Regions from separate parts of the Homo sapiens genome. Here region 1 is linked to region 2. A link is an interaction called in ENCODE POLR2A ChIA-PET data of the cell type or tissue named here. Cell type or tissue: PC-9. All regions are shown on one strand.

The links. Peaks named below come from ENCODE experiments on the same cell type or tissue, not always from the same donor. Only the 100,000 strongest peaks of a DNase experiment are listed, where the experiment ranks them.
Region 1: POLR2A ChIA-PET joins it to region 2 with 5 read pairs; 2 of 35 experiments call an interaction of 5 or more read pairs at or near these places.

The regions. Positions count from the first base shown.
Region 1 is chr2:46,842,068-46,847,067 of GRCh38, forward strand. All of the region lies in intron 1 of LINC01119 (long intergenic non-protein coding RNA 1119), which reads left to right. Among named protein-coding and RNA genes, the nearest start is that of LINC01119, 17 kb to the left of the region's middle. In PC-9, no CTCF peak of the experiment used is centred here; no DNase peak of the experiment used is centred here.
Region 2 is chr2:46,923,252-46,928,251 of GRCh38, forward strand. It overlaps a transcript of MCFD2 not described here and a transcript of TTC7A not described here. Among named protein-coding and RNA genes, the nearest start is that of MCFD2, 9.9 kb to the left of the region's middle. In PC-9, a CTCF peak has its summit at 2,600; DNase peaks (open chromatin) are centred at 30, 2,440 and 2,670; H3K27ac peaks cover 2,243 bases.

The DNA of each region.
Region 1 (5,000 bases), 81 kb before region 2:
GGCAGACTATAGCTTCTGCCACTCACCCCTGCTAGCTGCCTCTAGGGCCTGGCTTTGTACTTAGGGGTGCTGGGGTCTTGGCTAGGTGAGAACTATAGAACACATCTACCACCCTACAGCAAACCATCCCAAAATTTAGTGGATTGAAGCAACAATTTTACTGGCTTGCAGTTTTGTAGGTCTGCAATTTGGCTGGGCTCAGTTGGTGGGTCTCCTGCTGGTCTTGCCTGGGGTCATTCATGCAGCTGTAATTATCTGGTGGTTTGACTAGGGCTGCCTGGTCAAAGATGTCCTCACATGTCTGGCAGTTGACTAGCTTAAGGCCTCAGTTCTCCATGTGGTCTCTCCAACAGGCTAGCTCAGGCTCATTCACATCATGGTCTCTACATTCTAACCACAGCCAAGGAGAGGGTGAACCCCATGCACAAGTACTTTCAAACCTCTATTTGCATCACCTTTGCTAACGTTCCCTCGGCCAAAATAAGTCACCTTGCCAAGTTCGTATTCAAGGGCAGGACAAATAACTTCACTGTTAGATGGGAAGAGCAGCAAAGTCACATTGCGAAGGGGCACATTATGCAGGAGGAATTATTGAGGCTATCTTCATAAAGTGTCTTCCACGGTAACCTCAGGCTGAGGCACCTTTATATAGGATGAGGCATGTCTGTCTGCCCTTGTTCTGGTCAGAATCTAGTGGCCCCAACAAAAAGACTTTGCAAGTGTCTCAGGGAACTTTTGAAGGTACACGTGGCCCTCCCATGTACCTGAAGGGCTGCCAGCAACCAAATCCATCCCTGGGAGCAGCCTGTCTCTCTGGTGGTCTTCAAGATCTCCCTTGCGGCGTCTCTTTCCTCGCTGTGTGTCTCCTCACTCTCCTCTCTGCTCATTGGTTTCTTCTATTTACATCCAGCACCTGCTCCCTCGCAATTTCTGCTTCCACTGGACACACACGGAAAGCACCTTTCACCTTCTGGCCCTGGTGCAAACTGGCTCAGGCTCTTCATGTTTCCCAGCTCCTGTTTCAGAAAGGATGACCCTGATCAACCCAGCTCCTACGCTCAGTCTACACCACATCACAGGAGGCTGGCCAGGCTATGGATGAGCCACCCTGAGCTTAGAGGCTCACAGCCCGTCCAGTCACCTGGGGAGGTGTGTGTGTGGAAGGGAACTGCAGTAGGTTGAATAATGACCCTCCCAGAAGATATGTCAACATACAAATCCTCAAAACCTGTGAATGTGGCCTTTTTGGGGAAAAAGGTCTTTGCAGATATAATTAAGAATCTTGAAACGGCATCATCCTGGATTATTAGGGTGGACCCTAATTCTAATAGCAAGTGTCCTTATGAGAGTCATGCAGAGGAGAAGACAGACACAGAAGAAGCCCATGTCATCAGAGGCAGAGGTTGGAATGATGCAGCAGCAAGCCGAAGAATGCCTGGAGCCACGGGAGGCTGGAAGAGGCAAGGAAGGATTCTTCCCCACAGCCTTCAGAGGAGCACTGCCCAGCCAACGCTGCCATTTCAGACTTCTGGCTTCCAGAACTGTGACAGGAAACATTTATGTTTGTTTTGTTTTGCTTTAACATTTTTTGTGGTGAAAAATACGTACATAATATTAGCCATTTGTAAGTGCAAAATTCAGTAACATTAATTACATTAACAAGGCTATGTACCCATCACCACTATCTTTTTCTTTATTCTTTTTATTTTTATTACATTATTATTATTATTTTGAGACAGAGTCTTGCTCTGTCACTCAGGCTGGAGTGCAGTGGCACAGTCTCAGCTCACTGCAACCTCTGCCTCCCGGGTTCAAGATTGTCATGTCTCAGCTTCCCGAGTGGCTGGGATTACAGGCACGTGCCACCATGCCTGGCTAATTTTTGTATTTTTAGTAGAGACAGGGTTTTGCTATGTTGGCCAAGATGGTCTCGAACTCCTGGCTTCAAGTGATTTACCCGCCTCAGCCTCCTCCCAAATTGCTGGGATTACAGATGTGAACCACCGCGCCTGGCCACCATTATTTTTTTTTTATCATCCCCAACATAAATTCTAGCCATTAAACAATACTCTCCCTTCTGTCTTCTCCCTGTCTCCTGGTAAACTTTATTCTGTTCTGTGTCTCTATGAATTTGACTACTCTAGCTACCTCATGTAAGTGGAATCATACAATATTTGTTCTTCTGTGTCTGGTTTATTTCACTAAGCATAATGTTTTCAAGATCAATCCATGTTGTGGCATATATCAAAATTCCATTCTTTTTAATTGGTCAATAGAATTCCACTGTATATATATACCACATTTGGGTTATCCATTCATCTGGTGATGAGCACTTGTATTGTTTCTACCTTTTGGCTACTGTGAATAATGCTGCTATAAACATTGGTTTACAGATATCTGTTTGAGTCCCAACTCTCAGTTCTTTTGCTTATATACCTAGGAGTGGAATTGCTGGACCTTATGGTAATTGTATGTTTAACATTTTGAAGAACCGCCAAACTGTTTTCCAAGCAGCAGCACCATTTTGCATTCCCACCAGCAATGTGCAAGGGATCCAGTTTCTGCACATTCTTGCTGACACCTGTTATTTCTCAGTTTTTTGCTTTGCATTGTTTTTGTTTTTATGGCCATCCTAGGAGGTAGAAGGTGGTATCTCATTGTGCCTCTGATTTTCATTTCCCTGATGACTGATGATATTGAGCCTATTTTCATGTGCTTATTGGCCATTTATATATCTTCCTTGGAGAAATGTCTATTCAAGTTCCTTTGCCCATTTTTGAATTAGGTTGTTTGTTTTCTTGGTTGTTAACTTCTGTTGCTTTAAGCCAACAAGTTTGTGGTAATCTGTGACACCAGCCCTAGAAAACAAATGCGTTGCCCAAAATCCAGCCTCCTGGGCAGCAGGACCCCACGGTCAGGCAATTTCTTCCAGAAGGCTGATTAGTCATACAGGTGGCATCAGCACCGACTTTATTCACCTGCCAGTGGATGAATTCTTCAGCTCTTCCCTTCCAAGGCCTGAGACCTGCAAGCCAAGAGGGCTTGAACACCAGTCTCCTCTTCAGTGTGCGCATGCACAACTCTTTCGAGAGGTTTGGAAGTAAAAAGAAGGAGTGGGATGGAGCAGCAGTTGAAGAGAGGGTTATAAGATCCCCTCTGTCTTATAAGGAGGTGTTGCTTTGTTTGATTGTTTGTCTTGAAAGGATGCGAAGACCTGAGTACTTGTAGAGGCTGAGAGAAGAAGCCAGGGGAGAGGGAGAGGGGACATGAAACATCACATCTGGATGCCAAGCACGTCTTCTTTCTGTCTCACTAATCGGAGTCATAGGAGCTTAGCCCTGAAAGGGACCTTAGAGTTTAGCTCCTTCATTTTGCAGATAGAGAGAGAGCAGGCACAGAAGAGGACCTGCCCGGGGTACTTCCGCAGCCAGCTGCTTGCTCCTGACATCCCCTATGTCTAGGACTTCATAGTGTGCCCTCTGGAAAGACAACTATTTTTTAACTGCCTTTTTCCATGTCTCCACAAGTTGTAAAATAGCTCTTCTATTTCTTCTCTGTTCCTATGCCCTTACCCGTCTTCCCAGGACACAATGGCATATGAACCCTTTGTTCCTGCCAAATGCAGCCGAGGAAGTGGGAAGGGCCTTTGGGTTGAGCGGACCAGGAGACTATACCCTGCCGATGGGGATGCTGCCAGGCTCGGCAGGCCTCCACTTCCCCTCTGCCTGTTCCTCTGTCTCCCGGGGTAGGGAAATCCTGGGATCTTTACTCCCCAGCATTCCTTTCCATCATGGTTCTAAGTTAGATTTTGGCAGTAAGATGCACTTGCACAAGCATCAGAAGCTGAAGGCGAGAGAAAGCCCTTCTCTGAATTGGCCTGGGCAGATGCGTGGTAGACGGTGGCTTTCAAACAAGCTCCTGCACGCTGTCTGCTTTCTGCTCTGGTGCTGCAGGCAATTGAAATGATCTCCATGCCTTCTCTGCAATCCTGGCACTTCCTGATTCTGTGGGGTCTGACAGTGACTTCCCTGATCTTCCCTAATGCAGCCCTTCCGTCCATTATGAATGCCTCTAAATCCCTTGTATTAAAACCCCGTGTATTTGGAATATCTAGAGCAGCTTCCAGTATTATAACCAAACCCTGACCGACACGCTGGCATAGATAAAGAAGCTACGTAAAATGATGTGTGGGGAAACATCCTGTTCAATCTTCCCGGCAGTGCTGAGGTTAGGCTGTCATTTTCCCAGTTTCATAGATTAGAAGCCTGAGGCTAAAGAGGTCAAGGTTGCCTGACTCCCAAGTCATTCTCTTTCTACTAGATCATTCTACTCTGCTTCTCTTGATAGATAGGGAGAAGCAGGCATAAGAGGGAAAGAGAAAAGCAGCAGGGGAGGACATGACAGAGATGGACAAAGGAAGAGGCAAGGAGAGACTCATTTGAAGTAGAAAGGGAGAGAGAGAAACCCCAAGGGTTCTGGAAAGTTGGAGAAACTTCTCATCACCTCTACTCAGACGGTGCTTTACAAGGTTACCCTTGCTCTTGGGCAATAGCAATTAGCCAAGTAACCACCGTTCACAGCCCTTTGCCTGTTCTTTATTCTCAGGCTTTTGAGACTGCAGTGTGAACAGAAGACACAACAACCCACGGAGTGAAGAATTCTCTGGGCTGCCCCAGCAATGCAGAGCAGTGTTCCCCTGGAGGGTGGATGAACTCAGGCAGAGGGGCAGCCCCAGCCCTGGGCTCAGGGGGAATGGGAATCAGGTTTGCCCTTGCACCCCAGGGTAGCTGGTGAAGGCTGTCTTGGATAATCTTCGGCCTCTCCCTTCCAGACTCTTCTTTAAGCATCCCCATCCCACCTTGGTATCCTAGTCCCTCTGCTACTCCCGTGCTTGCCTTCCTGGGACAGTGATAGTTGCAGTTCCTGCTGACTTGGAGTGCCCCTCCGCTCTGTGTCCTGTGAGAAAGCGGGTAGGTTGATGAGGGAGGGCAGGGGTGGGA
Region 2 (5,000 bases):
TCAACTTAACCTTCAGCCCCTCTCTCCTCCCTGGAGGTTGGAGGTGGGGCTAAGAGTCCCAACCTTCTAATCACACCTTGGTCTTTCCAGTAAAGAGCTGTCATTCTGAATTACCTGGGGGCTGCCAGCCATCAGTCAACCATTAGCTTACAAGAAGACATCACTGTGGAGTCTTTAAGGATTGTAGGAGTTGTATGCTAGAAAACAGGGTCAAAGACCAAATATATATTTCACAATATCACAGAAGGTATAGGCCTTGGAGAGTCCTAGCCATATGTGAAAGTATCAGACCTGTCTCTTTACTCTTTTTAACACAAAATTTCTTCCCTTGTTGCAGTCTCCATTAAAACTCAGAATTGACCAGGTGTGATGGTTCATGCCTGTAATCCTAACATCTTGGGAGGCCGAGACAGGAGAATCGCTCAAGTCCAGGAGTTTGAGACCAGCCTGCACAACATAGGAAGACCCTGTCTCTATAGAAAAACTTTTTTTTTTTTGGAGACAAAGTCTCACTCTTGTCCACCAGGCTGGAGTGCAATGGCGCCATCTCAGCTCACTGCAACCTCTGCCTCCCAGGTTCAAGCAAATCTCTTGCCTCAGCCTCCAGAGTAGCTGGGATTACAGGCGCCTGCCACCACGCCCAGCTAATTTTCTTTGTATTTTTAGCAGAGACGGAGTTTCACCATGTTGGCCAGGCTGGTCTCGAACTCCTGACCTCAGGTGATCCACCCGCCTCGGCCTCCCAAAGTGCTGGGATTACAGGTGTGAGCCACTGTGCCCGGCCTATAGAAAATTTTTTAAAAAATAGCCAGGCGTGGTGGTGTGGGCCTGTAGTCCAGCTACCCAGGAGGCAGAGGTGAGAGGATCGCCTGGGCCCAGGAAGTCAAGGCTGCAGTGAGCTATGATCCTGCCACTGCACTCCAGTCTGGGTGACAGAATGAGATCCTGTCTCTTTAAAAAAAAAAAAAACCCAACTAAAGGAACCAAAAAAAAAAAATCTCAAAGTCCCTGTAAACCAGTAAAACTGTAAACCCCCCAGGGAAGCCTTGGTATCAGCTCATCAACATTCTTCCCTTCTCTCCACTAAGTTAGCTCCTTCTTAATTTTTTGAATATTGAGAATTTTCCCTACTTTATTGTGAGCTTAGCTCTCCAATTAACTGAAAGCTTGGGTTTTACATTTATGGAATATAATCATATTTGTGAAGAATTTATATTTTGTATTTGAGTATAATAATATTCTAAAGAAAAATTATAAAATATATTGAGTATGAGTGTTTTGAATAGAATATGAGAAGAAAACTTGAAGAAAATCTGGAATAAAAATATACCATGTGATATTCATAAGAGTACCTTACTATTCATTGGATATTTTCTTTTTTTTTTTTCCCCTGGAGATAGGGTCTTGCTCTGTCACCCTGGCTGGAGCGCAGTGGTGCGATCTCAGCACACTGCAGCCTCAACCTCCTGGGCTCAAGCCATCCTCCTGCCTCAGGCCCTGGAATAGCTGGGACTACAGGCACACTGCCAGCACGCCTGGCTAATTTTTGTATTTTTTGTAGAGACAAGGTTTCACCATGTTGGCCAGGCTGGACTCGAGCTCTGGGCTCAAGCAATCTGCCTGCCTTGGCCTTCCAGAGTCCTAGGATTATGAGCGTGAGCCAGCCTGCCACAGCCTTCATTGGATATTTTCAAGAGTACTCTTAGTTTTTGGTAAATCATACATTTGGCAAATGGGGTAGCTTGGATACTGAAGTAACTAATCCTTCAACAAATTGGCCTTTAGGGATATGGGCTGCTGCCATTCAGCTTTCAGTATTTTTCTGTAATACAGATCTGTTTGTTGCACTGCACTTGGTTTTCAATTATTTATTTATTTATTTCAGTGATGGGGGTTGTCTGGCTATGTTCCCCAGGCTAGATTTGAACTTCTGGGTTTAAGCGATCTTCCCACCTCAGCATCCTGAGTAGCTGGGACTACCGGCATGCACCACCACACCCACTTGTTTTTTTAACAATATGTTGAGCTGGGTGCAGTGGCTCATGCCTATAATCCCAGCACTTTGGGAGGCTAAGGTGGGCGGATCACTTGAGGTCAGGAGTTCGAGACTAACCTAGCCAACATGGTGAAACCCCATCTCTACTAAAAATACAAAAATTAGCCGGGCATGGTGGTGGGCGCTTGTAATCCCAGCTACTTGGGAGGCTGAGGCAGGAGAATCTATTGAACCTGGGAGGCGGAGGTTGCAGTGAGCTGAGATTACACCACTGCACTCCAGCCTGGGCAACAAAGTGTCTCAATAAATAAATAAATAAATAATATGTTGACACATGCCTGGTCAGAATAAATTAACCTGACTGTATCAACTGACTCATTTGATGTGAAAAGGCAATTCACAAACCAGTTCCTAAGCTGACTTCTCCCCTGCCACCTCCCCCAAAAAAACCCATGTTTATTTTTCATTTTTCCCTAAGCAACATTAATAATTGATTCTGGCTAGGGAAAGACCATGTTAACCCCCGTTGAAAGGGATTAAAAGTCAATGGAAGATAAAAATAAAGTGGCTTTTGTGGATACAACCCATACTTCCTATGTGTTCAGCATACCAGTTCCACAAGATTCCTTTCTTAAAAACCATTCTGCCTTGAGTTCTTAGATACACTACAACAGTGCCACCCAGGTGTCAGCTAAGATCTTATTTTTTGGAGGTCTGGGTATAATGGGATCAGACTTAACCTGGAAAGTTTGGGTTTGTCCGGTAATATCTGCTCATTCTCAGAGACTTACTCACTTGAGGTGCCCTTAGTCTCTTATTTCTGTGTCTGTTTTGCTTCCCACCCTGCCCCCTCATCAGTGAGGATGCAGAAATCAGCATTTCTTAGCATTCCCTCCACAGAAGAATCTCCTCCCACACAGAGCAGTTGTGAGTCGTGAAGACTTTACTGAAGCCTTACCATCTCCTCAGAGTGGAGCAGTGCTAGATGGTCGGGGAGACATATTTAGTTAATTTTGGTTTAGTTCCACACACTGAGTATATGCCATTGCCCAGGTACTGTGCTAAACAGTGGAGATCGGAGTAAGTGATGCTCCCTATCCTCAAGATACAGTCTAGATGGGGAGAGAATGTAAAATAATATGGTAAATGGTAAATGCTTGTTAGAGCCCAGGTCGCCATGGGAGCACACAGTGGGGGCACTTAAGCCTATGGTGAGGATAGGGAGAGTCAAGGAAGACTTCCCTCTATGATAAAATAGAGGAGTGAATAGATGAGCCTTCTCATGGACCACAGCCGAATGTCAATTGGTCTGAGTTGAGAAACTCTCAAGCCCAGATTTTTTGAATAAGGTGATTTCAGATTGGTAGAGCCCCCCCAGGTGCCTAGAAAAAGCAACTGGACGTCCTTTCAGAAGAATATAAAATTATCCTAAGCATCAGATGATTTCTACAATAATTTTTCAAATGCAATGTCCTACACAATTAAAGACAACTAGACATGAGGAAACAAGACAGTGTGAACACAAACTAGAAGAAAGAGCAATCAACGGACCTCCACAGCTTGAGACACTGGAATTCTCAGACAGAGGTTGTTAAACACTGCTTACTATCTTCAAAGAAATAAAAGCCAAATTTAAAAATTTTCACATGGGAGCTAAAAGCTACAAAAAGTAACAAAACATTAGAAAAAAGAACTAAATAGAAATTTGTGAACAGAAAAATATAACGGATAGATTGAACTACAGTTTAGACACACGAAAAGAGAGAATCAGTAAATTGGAAAATATGCCAGAGGAAACTATTGTATCTAGAATGAAGAGAGACAAAAAGATAGAAAATACAAAAGGATAAGAGTCACAGAGAATTCAGTGAGGTCTTACTTGTATGTAGTTGGAGTCACAGGAGGAGAGGAGAGAATGAGCAAAGACAGTATTTGAAGAGATAATATCTAAAAATTTTCCAGAACCAATGAAAGATTACAAGATCAGGATCAAAAAGAGTGACAAATCCCAAGCAAAGTTAATGAAAAGAAACCTAAGCTAAGCACATTAAAATAAGTCTGTAGAAAACCAAAGAAAAATAATATTAAAGATAGAGGAGAAAAAAAGATTTTTTTTTTTTTTTTTTTGAGATGGAGTCTCGTTCTGTTGCCCAGGCTGGAGTGCAGTGGCGTGATCTCGGCTCACTGCAGGCTCCACCTCCCGGGTTCACACCATTCTCCCACCTCAACCTCCAGAGTAGCTGGGACTACAGGCATCCGCCACCACGCCCGGCTAATTTTGTTTTTGTGTTTTTAGTGGAGACAGGGTTTCACCGTGTTAGCCAGGATGGTCTCAATCTCCTGACCTCGTGATCTGCTCTCCTCGGCCTCCCAAAGTGCTGGGATTACAGGCATGAGCTACCGCGCCCGGCAAAAAAAAGATTATTATTAAAGGAGCAACAGACGGCTGACTTCTCACAACAGGAACAGTGGAAGCCAGAAAACAGTATATCTTCAAAGTGCAAAAGAAAACTGCTCACCTAAAATACTACAGCCAGCTAAAATATCCTTCAAGAGTAAACGTGAGAAGACATTTTTAGAAAAAAACTGAGTGATTTATCCACCAGCAGAAACACTAATATTGGGGTTTTTTTGGTGTTTTTTTTTTTTTTTTTTTTTTTTTTTGAGACAGGGTCTCACTCTGTCACCCAGGCTGGAGTATAGTGGCACGGTCATGGCTCACTGCAGCCTCAACTTCCTGGGCTCAAGTGATCCTCCCACCTCTGCCTCCTAAGTAGCTGACCACTGGCATACACCACCACGCCCAGCTAGTTTTTGCATTTTTTGTAGAGACGGGTTTTTGCCATGTTGCCCAGGCTGGTCTCTAACTCCTCGGCTCAGGTGATCTGCCCACCTTAACCTCCCAAAGTGCCGGGATTACAGGCGTGAGTCATTGCACCCAGCCTTGTATTAGTTTTCTCTTTCTGCATAACAAATTACTACCAGTTTTGCAGCTTAAAATAAC